2 separate regions of the Mus musculus genome follow, and region 2 is linked to region 1. Evidence: chromatin loops called from intact Hi-C (ENCODE). Cell type or tissue: left cerebral cortex. All regions are shown on one strand.

Evidence for each region. A loop is a pair of places that touch in the nucleus more often than their neighbours do. Peaks named below come from ENCODE experiments on the same cell type or tissue, not always from the same donor. Only the 100,000 strongest peaks of a DNase experiment are listed, where the experiment ranks them.
Region 2: it touches region 1 in a loop (2.2-fold over the local background); 6 of 42 quality-filtered maps call a loop at or near these places.

The regions. Positions count from the first base shown.
Region 1 is chr17:8,798,334-8,803,333 of GRCm38, reverse strand. Pde10a (phosphodiesterase 10A) reads right to left here and starts at 1,589. Exons shown (of 22, transcript NM_011866.2): 1 at 1,189-1,589. The coding sequence starts at 1,255. In left cerebral cortex, a CTCF peak has its summit at 2,537; DNase peaks (open chromatin) are centred at 851, 1,857, 2,383 and 3,792; H3K4me3 peaks cover 2,848 bases; H3K27ac peaks cover 1,488 bases.
Region 2 is chr17:8,634,336-8,639,335 of GRCm38, reverse strand. It overlaps a transcript of Pde10a not described here. Among named protein-coding and RNA genes, the nearest start is that of Gm46585, 99 kb to the left of the region's middle. In left cerebral cortex, a CTCF peak has its summit at 1,965; no DNase peak of the experiment used is centred here.

The sequences.
Region 1 (5,000 bases):
GCTAGGCAAAAAGCGCGGCTTACCAGCGAGAAAGCAGACAAAGGCTCGGTGCGCACGCGGTGGACTGTGGCACCAAATCCACGCTCAGGGTGGAGCAGATGCCCGAGTCTCACAATTTCCCACGGATGTGCCCTCTCAGAGCACAGACTCTCCCACCAGGTCCCGCCTGGTCCCTTTCCCGCCCCGGTGTTCTGGTCCTCACCCTGCTCACCCTCCATCCACAACAGCAGCGACTCCCTCCTCTGCGCGTCTGGAGCTTCTTTCCTAAACATCGTCTGCCTGCCTGCCTGCCTCCTTCCTTCCTTCCTTCCAGTGAAGCTGCTTTTGACTTCTTTGCTCAATCTTGTCCCCCTCCCCCTATGACACGCCCTCTGTTGCCCCTGCCCCAGAAGGCTTGCAGACCTGCACCCGGGAGGGGCAGGTCAGAAAGGTCATGCTACAGTTGTCCCGCGGGTCCGAAGGAACCAGAGGTGCCTTTTTCTTCTATGCTAACGCCCCATTGTTCCTTGGCTTTCTTCACCCACCCTTGCACCAGCTCCCCAGAATCTGCGTGAGGTGGGCTGGGGGGCGGGGGGAAAGTGCTGCGTCCTTTTCATGAGGGTGGGTGCACCCAGCTCCATACCACTGGTCCGCGCGCCAGAACACAGTCACTGCAGGCTCGGGCACAGCCCTCCTTCACATTTGGAATCCTGGGCTTCCTGAGCCTTGCCTATCCCCATGGCTGCGTCAGGAATCCAGCGGTTTAGATCCCCAGGACCCCCCCAGTGGAAGGAAGCATATATACTCCAGTCAAGTGATCACAGGCTAGAGAGAAATGTAGAGTAATCGGTGACAAACTTGATGGTCTAAATCATGAGTCGGGTCAATGTGGCCAGGGACAGCTCTAGGAAGCAGGTTAGTTTCTAAACGTCCGGCTCCAACACCCTCCGGGTCACGCTTCCTCTGTGCGCACGCCGGGCTGGGGAAAGCCGGGTGTCCCTACGCTGATGGGCGGTCCCGAACGTCCCTGAGGTGCCACCAGCTTCCTGAGACCCACTGGCCAATATTGGTCTGGTACACACACACACCTTGCAGACTACCCACTACCGTAGCAGCTCCCTCCCCACCCCACGATCTGAACCCCCGATTTGTCCCCACCAAGCCAGAAAACCACCCCGGCCACGGGGAACGTGGGGCCGGGCCACTTACTGGGGCTGAGGAAACACTCGGTCAGCCTTCGGAAGCAACTCGCATTGTTAGAGGGTCCATCTTCCATGTCGGAGCCGAAGGGCAGCGGCCAAACGGTGGCAAGGGGGAAGGCGGCGCCTCGGGGCCGCCAAAGAGTTCGGCCACCGGCGGCAGAGCCGGGGCCGAGGCCAGGGCAGCCCCCGCCGGCGCCCGGAAAATCCGAGGAGTCCGCGCGGCGTGCACCCGGGTGTAGGGGAAGCCGCGGCGGCGGAGATGGCCGGGGCCCGGCGCGGGCAGGGAGCAGCAAGCCTTGAATCGCAGGCGAGAGGAAGAGCCGCCGCCGCCCGCCGCTGCCACCGCTGCTGCCACCGCTGCTGCGGTGACTACTGCCTGGGGGGACGCTCAAGGGAGCTGCCTCTTGTCCTCCTCCTCCGCCGCCGCCGCCAGCATCGCCGCCGCCGCCTCCTCCTCCTCCAGCCGCCGCTGCGCCCTCCCTTCTCGGGAGACGCGCGGGGAGGTGGAAGGCAGATGAGGAGGGGACAAGAGGGGGAGGGGGGAGGGGGGGCGGCGGCCAGAAGTACCAGGAAGATGAAAAGGAGGAGGAGGGGACAGGGGAGGAGAAGGCAAGCGCCCAGGGAGCACGGGCCGCCACCCAACCACAGCCTCCGGCACGGAGAGCGGAGAGGGCGCTGGGGCCCCCAGTGGGGCTGGCGTGGCCTGCGGGAGACAGGGACCGGGACAGGGGCGGGGGCGCCGCTAGCTCCTCCCGGCTGCAGCCAAGCAGCTCCCGGGCCAGGCTCAGGCCCACTGTACTCCGCCCGCTGGCCGCGCCGCACCGGGGTTCCAGAGGGACTTGGACACGGCCGGGCTCGTCCCCAGACTCCCGCAGTGGGGCCTGGGGGTGGGGAGCGAGCCGCTCCTCCGGGCTAGCCATGGCCCTCCTCCCCAGCTTGCAAGGGGGGCAGGCGGGAGGGCGCGGCGGCCCGGACTCTGCGGGCTCCGCCCCCGCAGCACCGGCCCTCCCCGCGACGCTGCCCAGGCTCTGGTCCGGTCCGCCTCTCGGGTCTAGGGTGCCTCTCCGGCCCGGGGGTTCACATCGTGTTCCCTTTGGGATTCAATAGGACCGCGGGCGGGGGGACGAGTCCCGATCGCTGCGCCGGGGTGCGGGCTGGTACGCACGATCCGCGTCCTTCCCGGCCTGGCGAGGCTGCCGGGACGCTGCCTGCGGGCGTGGCGTGGTGTGTGCAAGCTCCGGCCGGCGCCTGAGCCGCGGCGGCTGCTCCAGAGCAGCGGAGAAAAGCGCCGCAGTGCTGCTGCCCGTGGAGGCGGCGGTGGTGGCGGCGGCAGAAGACGCCCACTGGCGGAGCAGGCGCTCCCCGAACCGCCACCGCCCGCGCCCACGTTGCGCGTCCACTGGAACTCAGGTCCCAGCACCCTGGCACTCTGCGTGTGGTGTGTGCCCCTGGCCCGCTAGTCTCCCTGGAGGTGGCACATCTGGATCTGGCGTTCCAGATGCTAAACCCACAGCCTAGCCTCTGTTCCAGCTGTGTGCAAACCACATCCGCCTGTGGGCGGGTGACCTGAACCAGGGAATCCTCTCTCCAGCCCCGCAGTATCAACAGAGAAGGCTTTTGGTCAGAGCTCCTGGAGGGGGGGATTCAAATTTGGACATTTAGCAAGTTTAAAATCAAGGCAGAGTTCCCATTAGAATGTCTCAAAAGGCGGTTCTTTCCGGGACTGCCTTGCCAATACCCACTTTAAAGCGAACTTTAGGTATGTCAGCCCACTTTGTCCTGGTGGGTCTGGAAGATAGAAGGAGCAAACTAGGGTTCGCACACAAAATGTAAAGAGTTCATTGCTTTAAAACCCAGAGACCATCTGTCACCAGTGGCTTACTTGGGCCCCCTATTCCTTCAACAGCCTGGAGACCGCTGCTGTAGAAAAAGTCTGGCGCAATGGGCGCTGAGAACAGGAACTTTGAGAGTTGGGGGAAGCTGACTAGCCAAGGAGCGCAGGTGCAGGTGTTGGCGATCCTGCCCTTGCCGACTCCCCTCAACCACCTCTGCACACCCGTTTTGAGTGTCCTGATTGCCTCTTGGTAGAACAGTCAGCGTCCTAAAGACCAACAGCTCAGCACCTAAGCTTATGCTGCCGTGCAGCGGCTTGGCTGATCCAGGGCTGGGACTCTGAGTATGAGACCTGCAGGGATGGCAGGAACAGTTTCTCCTCGTCGCAGTTTTCTTTTTTATTCGGATGATTTTCATGTTTTGATTTGCAGTGAATTCCACATTCTTCTGCAATACACTCTTTTCCCGGACTCCTGTCTCCTGATTCCAAACCCCTAAGAGTGGAAAAGGAACAGTCACGGTTGCACCGGATTGACCAGGTGGCATTCTGAGGACCTGATACTTCAGGCGTCCTCTTTAAAGTTCCCGACATTTTGGCAATTCTGAGAAGGACAGTCTCAGAGTGTAGCATAATAGCAGGAGCCAGCCAGTCCACCTCACCATGAGATCCCTGCGCTTGCAGAACAAAGAACCAGATCAATGATTCTTACCTTGGGGGCCAAGAGTGCCTTTCCATCCCCCAACCCCTGGCCCTAGTGAAGAAGAAAATATAGACAGGAGTAGCACCACCAGGCTCCATCTGCAGCCTAGGACTTGCATCTTCTACAGCCCCGCAGACTGCCCTTGCTCACTTGGCTGAGAGCAAGTTCCCTGTTCGCGAGACGGGAACGTGTTTAGGCAAAGGGATTTCTCCTTCAAGAGTTAATCGTTCATTCTTTACAAAAGTTTCTCCTTGCCACTTAAGGCTTATCAGTTGTAGGTTTTTGAGGCATTGAAACGATTTCCAGGCGCTCGAAAACTTACTTCTAGATGGATATAAGCTGCCTTGAAGCCGCAGGAGCCGGGAAAGCTTTACACATTTGCTCTGTTAGTCTTTGTTAGATCGAACTGCAAAATCTCTCTCTCTCTCTCTTTCTCGTTAACCCTTTTCCAGAGTCGACCTTCTTCCTATTTTACATCATTTTTCTCCCATTGCTTGCTGGAAACAAATCTGTATCCTGGACAAATAACAAAGTCACAAAGTGTAACGAAGGAAAGGGAACACTAGGAAGAGGAACAAAAAAGCAATTACATTTTGATTGTCCCCCTACCTCCCTTAACACTGGCATCCTCCGCTGTTCATTTAAGTCTTCTAGGCACTTGGCTACTTATATTTGGAACACACATCTAAAGATTCCAGTCTTGGATGGCTTGTTTCCCTTGCCTCTTTGCATTTCTCTGCTGATCACACCAGGAAGCAGAGAAGACTGGGTTGCTGGACCTTGTCACTTCAAACTCCTTGTGAATAAACACATTCCTGAGCCTGCAGGAGTGGTAGCATTCTTAAACTTGACCAGGTAGTTACTGTTGGGATGGCATCCGATTGTAGCTCAAGCGGAGGGCAACTGTGGCTGCCTGATAGGGGTCCTGCCAAAGGTAATCGGGTATAGGAGCTGTCTCAACGATCTTGGTTAAAATGATTCTCCTCACCTCAGGTGAACAGTCAACACAACTTGCTGGAGTTGAAAACTAAAAGAATAAACTAAAAGACAGCAGTTAGAGGTTAGCACCAGCAGACACGGAGTTATGCGGACTGCACTGGCACCCTTGTGGAGCACCCACATATAGACAAAGGCTAAACACTGAGCCCTCCCCCTGGCTCCCACGGAGTGCTGCACCCATGTAAATTTCAGATTGGCTTTTAGTGTTTTATGCCTAAAAATTCACCCATACAGCGGGTAGTAACTGCCTGCTTATTACCTAACTTGTATCATATGCTCTTAAATA
Region 2 (5,000 bases), 160 kb after region 1:
CGTGTGTGCATATGTATACATGCAAGCCTACCCACAAAACATTCACCAGTGTACACACGGTGAAGCCCAGAAGCTAACATCAGGATGTCTTCCTCAAACAGTCTCCACTTTCTGTGGAGAGACAAAGTCCCTCACTCAACCTGGAATTCACCATTTTGGTTAGACCACCTGGTCACCAAGTCCCACGTCACACTTGTGCAGCAAGCACTTGGCCCTTAATGACATTGTTACAGGTACATTCCCTTAAAAATTAATGAGTATGGGGCTGAAGAGATGGCTCAGTGGTTAAGAGCACCGACTGCCCTTCCAAAGGTCCTGAGTTCAAATCCCAGCAACCACATGGTGGCTCAAAACCACCCATAATGAGATCTGACTCCCTCTTCTGGTGCATCTGAAGACAGCTACAGTGTACTTAGATACAATAATAAATCTTTTTTTTTAATTAATGATTATAAGAAATGCTTATTTTTCTCAAAAGTCCCCAAATCTTACAGCTGATTAAAAGAAATAAAGTCATTGTTTACCAACTCCCAAGGGACGGGCCTTAGGCAGCTTCCATTCCCTGCTAGCCAAGGGCTGCTGAACATTATTGGGCCTCACCACATTGGCTTTTGAACATGGACTTCTCCTAATTTTCTTCACAGGCTACACTTCTTGAGTCACGGATTGATAAAATACCCGAAAAGTCTATTGTTCTTTACCAACCTAACTTTCTAGGTCCCAGGTACCTCACTTTCCAATGAATGTCTGGCCACCTGCATGCCATCACATCGTTTAAGATTAACTGGAAACCCCAATTCTTCATCCACTGCAGACACTGAGGAATCCTCTCAGCTGACTCTGGTAGGATGAAGTTACAGCTCCCCTGTGAAGGGGTTTGGGTTGCTAGACCCGAGCCCACTCTTGTACTAGCCCTTTGCAGAAGAGAAATGATCCAAATTATTATGAAGGTGTGAAGTTGTATCTGGAGTGGTCATGCTAGCTGAGAAGACACTCCCATGGCTGCCCCTGAGCCAGCGCTGCAGTAAAAGCACACGCTGCTCTTCAAGAGCATGTGTTATCCATGCGTGCTCATGTGCGCATGTTTACGAGAGTTCAGGCGCATGCGCATGGAAATGCATATGGAGGCCAGAGAACTACTTTGCATACATGCCATTCCTCAGGTGTTGGCTATCTTTATTTTTTTAAAGATGTAGGGATAATTTCAATTAGGAAATATTTTTTTTATTTATTTACATTTCAAATGTTACCTCTGCAGCCCCCCATCCCATCTCCTCTTACCCTGCTTCTATGAAGGTGTTCCCCCACCCACCTACTCACTCCCTATTTTTTTTAAGATGGTGGTCTCTCGCTGGCCTAGAGCTTTTCAAGTAAGCCAAGCTGGCCAGCCAGTGAGCCCAAGGATCCTTTAGCTCCACCTTCTTAGGGTTGGGCTTACAAGCCTACACCACCACACCCGACATTTTTATGTGGATGCTGAAGTTGGAACTGAAATCTTTCATGCTTGCGAGGCAAATACTTCATCAACTAAACTATCTCCCCAGCCCTCTGCAATTTACTGAATGAGATTTGGTGTGAAATATAAACAGAAAATTAGTACGTTTCTTGTGGACAAGTATCCCAAAGCACGGGGGGCGGGGCGGGGTGAGGAGGTGGGATCATTCTTTAGTAACCTAAGAAATCCATATGATTTATCTGCAGTCCCTGGGGCACACATTAAGGGAAGACGCTCTTGTGAAAGCCCGTGGGGGAGGGGGAAGGGGAGGGGAGGGGATGGAAATTAAAGGTACACTGAGTACCAGCTCCCCCTAGTCAGAATGGCTGTCACCAAAAAGACAACAAATGTTGGGTAGGATGGGGGGACTTTTATGCACTGTTGGTGGTGGGTGTAAACTATTGCACCCACTGTGAAAAATCAGAACAGAGCTTCCTCAAAAAATTAAAACTAGAGCCACCATGTGGCTCAGCCCGGCATATACCCAAAGGACTCTAAGCCAACAGCCACAGGGTTCTTGATTTCAACTCATTGCTGCCCCATCGCTAGGGAGTTAAGCCAGAAGAACAGGTTATATACACGATGGCATCTTATCTATACCTGAGCACTTGGTATCAGTTTCTGGCTTCTCCGATTTTGTAGAAATCATTTTCTCACTAAAATGACCTCCTTTGGCCCTCTATCTGGCCCTGCCCAGACTGGCTGACATTATTTACTGCATCCTTCTTGCTTGCCTCAGAACAGCCCTTCCCCCCACTTGCCAAGGTGCCCCCATTTGGTTGCTTCACTTAAGACACAAGCAAGCAGCTGAAACAAAACAAGAGAAAGGACCGACGGCAGTGCTAGGACAACAGGAAGCTAGGAGACCTCGGTGAACTGAAAACGTGGGAGCTCAAGCAAGCTGCTGCGCGTGTGCGAGCGTTGGTGTCTGTGCTTCTGACGAATCTCTGAAACTGGCCTTACAGTGCAAGCACCTGTCATCCTGAATGGTACATCAGTCGCAAGTGAGCAAAGAAGACTTGAGAGGACAGAGCCAAGCGGCTGGCCTGGCTCAACCTCCTAGCCTGACAGAGGACAGAATCCTGGTGCAAAGGCACCCTTCATTAGCCCACACTTGTGACTGTTTATGGAAGTGGATTTAGTATCCTCAGTTCCCTTATAAAGGCTGTGTTGGTGGCTTTTCTTGCTGGACTGTATTGGCACTGGGTTTGTGGGAGGAGGCTGGTTGGTGGGGGGAGCCTGGTTGGTGGGAGGAGCCTGCTTCTCTGGCCCCAGCCCAGGCTCCAAATCTGCCTTTCCTGATCTCTGCTGCCCCACCATCCCTCCAGACATCTTCTAACCCCCAACTTCGACAGCCACAGCCAAGAAATAGGAAGGGATAGCAACGAAGGCCACCAGCAGCCACTCAGGTGCATCGCCTAATTGAGGTGGGGCAGGTCCCACATGTAAGGGGCTGTTCTGGGATCTCCAGACTGGGCTATTGGAGATGTGATTGTGACAACTATCTGTGCTCTTTATGTCTTCTGGCCATCTTTCTTTCTGCAGAGCACTTACCTCTGAGGTGGGAAGGACTAGGCATAGCCTGTGCTGTCCACTTGTGGCTTCAGACTGTGCAGCTGCCTGCCAGTCACCACGGGCACAATTCCTGACTTGGCCCTAACCTGTTACTTAATCCTGCAGCACACCCCAGCAAGTGTGCTCAGTCGCTGCTTTGCAATCATGAATCATGTCCTCTCTCTTTAGGCTCAGTACCTCCAGTCGAGGTTCACAGAACCTCCAGTCGACGTTCTGTTGCTATCACCACAGTTTTGGGTTTCAATCCCCAGGATGTTAAGCAACAAAATTCAAGTTATCTTTGAAGAAACCTGAGACAATGTCTGTTTATTGTGTAAGGCTTGGTGTCTTTGCTGAATGGTGAGCCCAGACAGTGATCCACTAGGCCAAACTTTATTCAAAGTCCCCTGAGGTCCCCATGTGGGGAGGGACTATGCTGCCACCTGGATAAAGGAAAGGGAAGCTCTGGGGGCCTGGTGACCCAGGGTACTGCAAGGAGTCAAGGAAACTCCCTCTTCCCTCTGTATCTAGTTAATGTCCCCACACATGGCTCAAGGTACCAACCAGCTTCTTGCCCCTAAACATAAGGGCCAGGTGGCATTCATACTCTTTAGGATTCCATTTGACCAGTAAGTCTGGGGACATAGAGGGCCTGTGTGCCTAGCAACTCTGCTGGCCATCAGAGCCAACTAATTCAGCAGAGGGCCCTATAATGTATCTGTCTGTATATTGTAGGCAGGGGGCTTTATCCTAGGGACAGTACATACAGGAGGCAAGGTGGCCCAACATGGAACAAGAACAAACCGGGTGTCCATTAGCCCAAAGTCTGCCCAGGACCCAAGGTTCTGGTGCTACCTGGTGGACATCAGGCACGGCAGCACTACCTGCTGATGGCCGGCATCCTCCATTTGCTTCCAACAATATCAAATGATATGAGGACTGGGGCTGCTCTTTGTCTTGGCTCTTGGCTCAGATCCTCCCCCAAATGCTCTGGAGCAGGCTGGGAGGGTGTCATCATCCTTAGCTGCTCCCCACTTGGGGGCCCCAGTCCAAAAGCCTTCCTGGGTATCCAGACCTTGCACGCTGTGGCCACATTGTAGTGAAGGTGATGCCATTGCTGTCCTTGTCCTTGGACAGAAGGTCACCAGCCAGCCACTCTGGCTGGGGGCTGGAGATCAGAGCCCCTTGGAGGCAGTGCCCACCCAGAAGAATGGCCTGAGCAGAGAACAGCACCCAGGAGGGGGAAGAGAGATTCCATAGGGTGGAGTGGGGCAAACACAGTAGAAGAAAGGCAGGGCAGCATCAAGCCTAGAGGAAATAGAGACAGGACGACTTCCATTGACAAGGGCGACTCGATGGCCCCACAATACAACTTTCAATAGCAAAAAATAACCCTTCCTTTTGGCTGCTCAATATGGTCAGAAATAAATACTGGTGGAGTCAAATCAGTCCATCCTGAGCTATTTCATATTGCTCAGCCTGACTCAAGCCTTCCCCACAGCTGGTCACACTGCCCCATCACAGCAGTTGTGGCCTCCTCTCTATTAGGGGAAGTGCCCATCTTGTCACACTGCCGCCACATCCGCTCCGTCACCACTTGGCCCCTATGAGGTGCTGGCTGCATTTCTGTGGCTATTGTTGCTCTTGCTGCTGAGGTTCCTGGACTGGAGAGCACTGTAGGTCATCCAAGGACCCAGAGGCCACTCCCTGCTCAGGCGTAGCCCAACATAGAAGTCATTCTGATTTTTATTTATTGCATATGCATGCATGTTAGTGCATGTAAGTGCCCATCTGTGTGCATGCATACATGTGTGTATGTAAATGTATATGTATATGTCTGTGTATGCATGTTTGTATGTACAAGTGCTCATATGTATGTATACATGTATGTGTATGTATATGTATGTCATGTTTGTGTATGCAAGTGCCCATCTGTGTACATGTATGTATG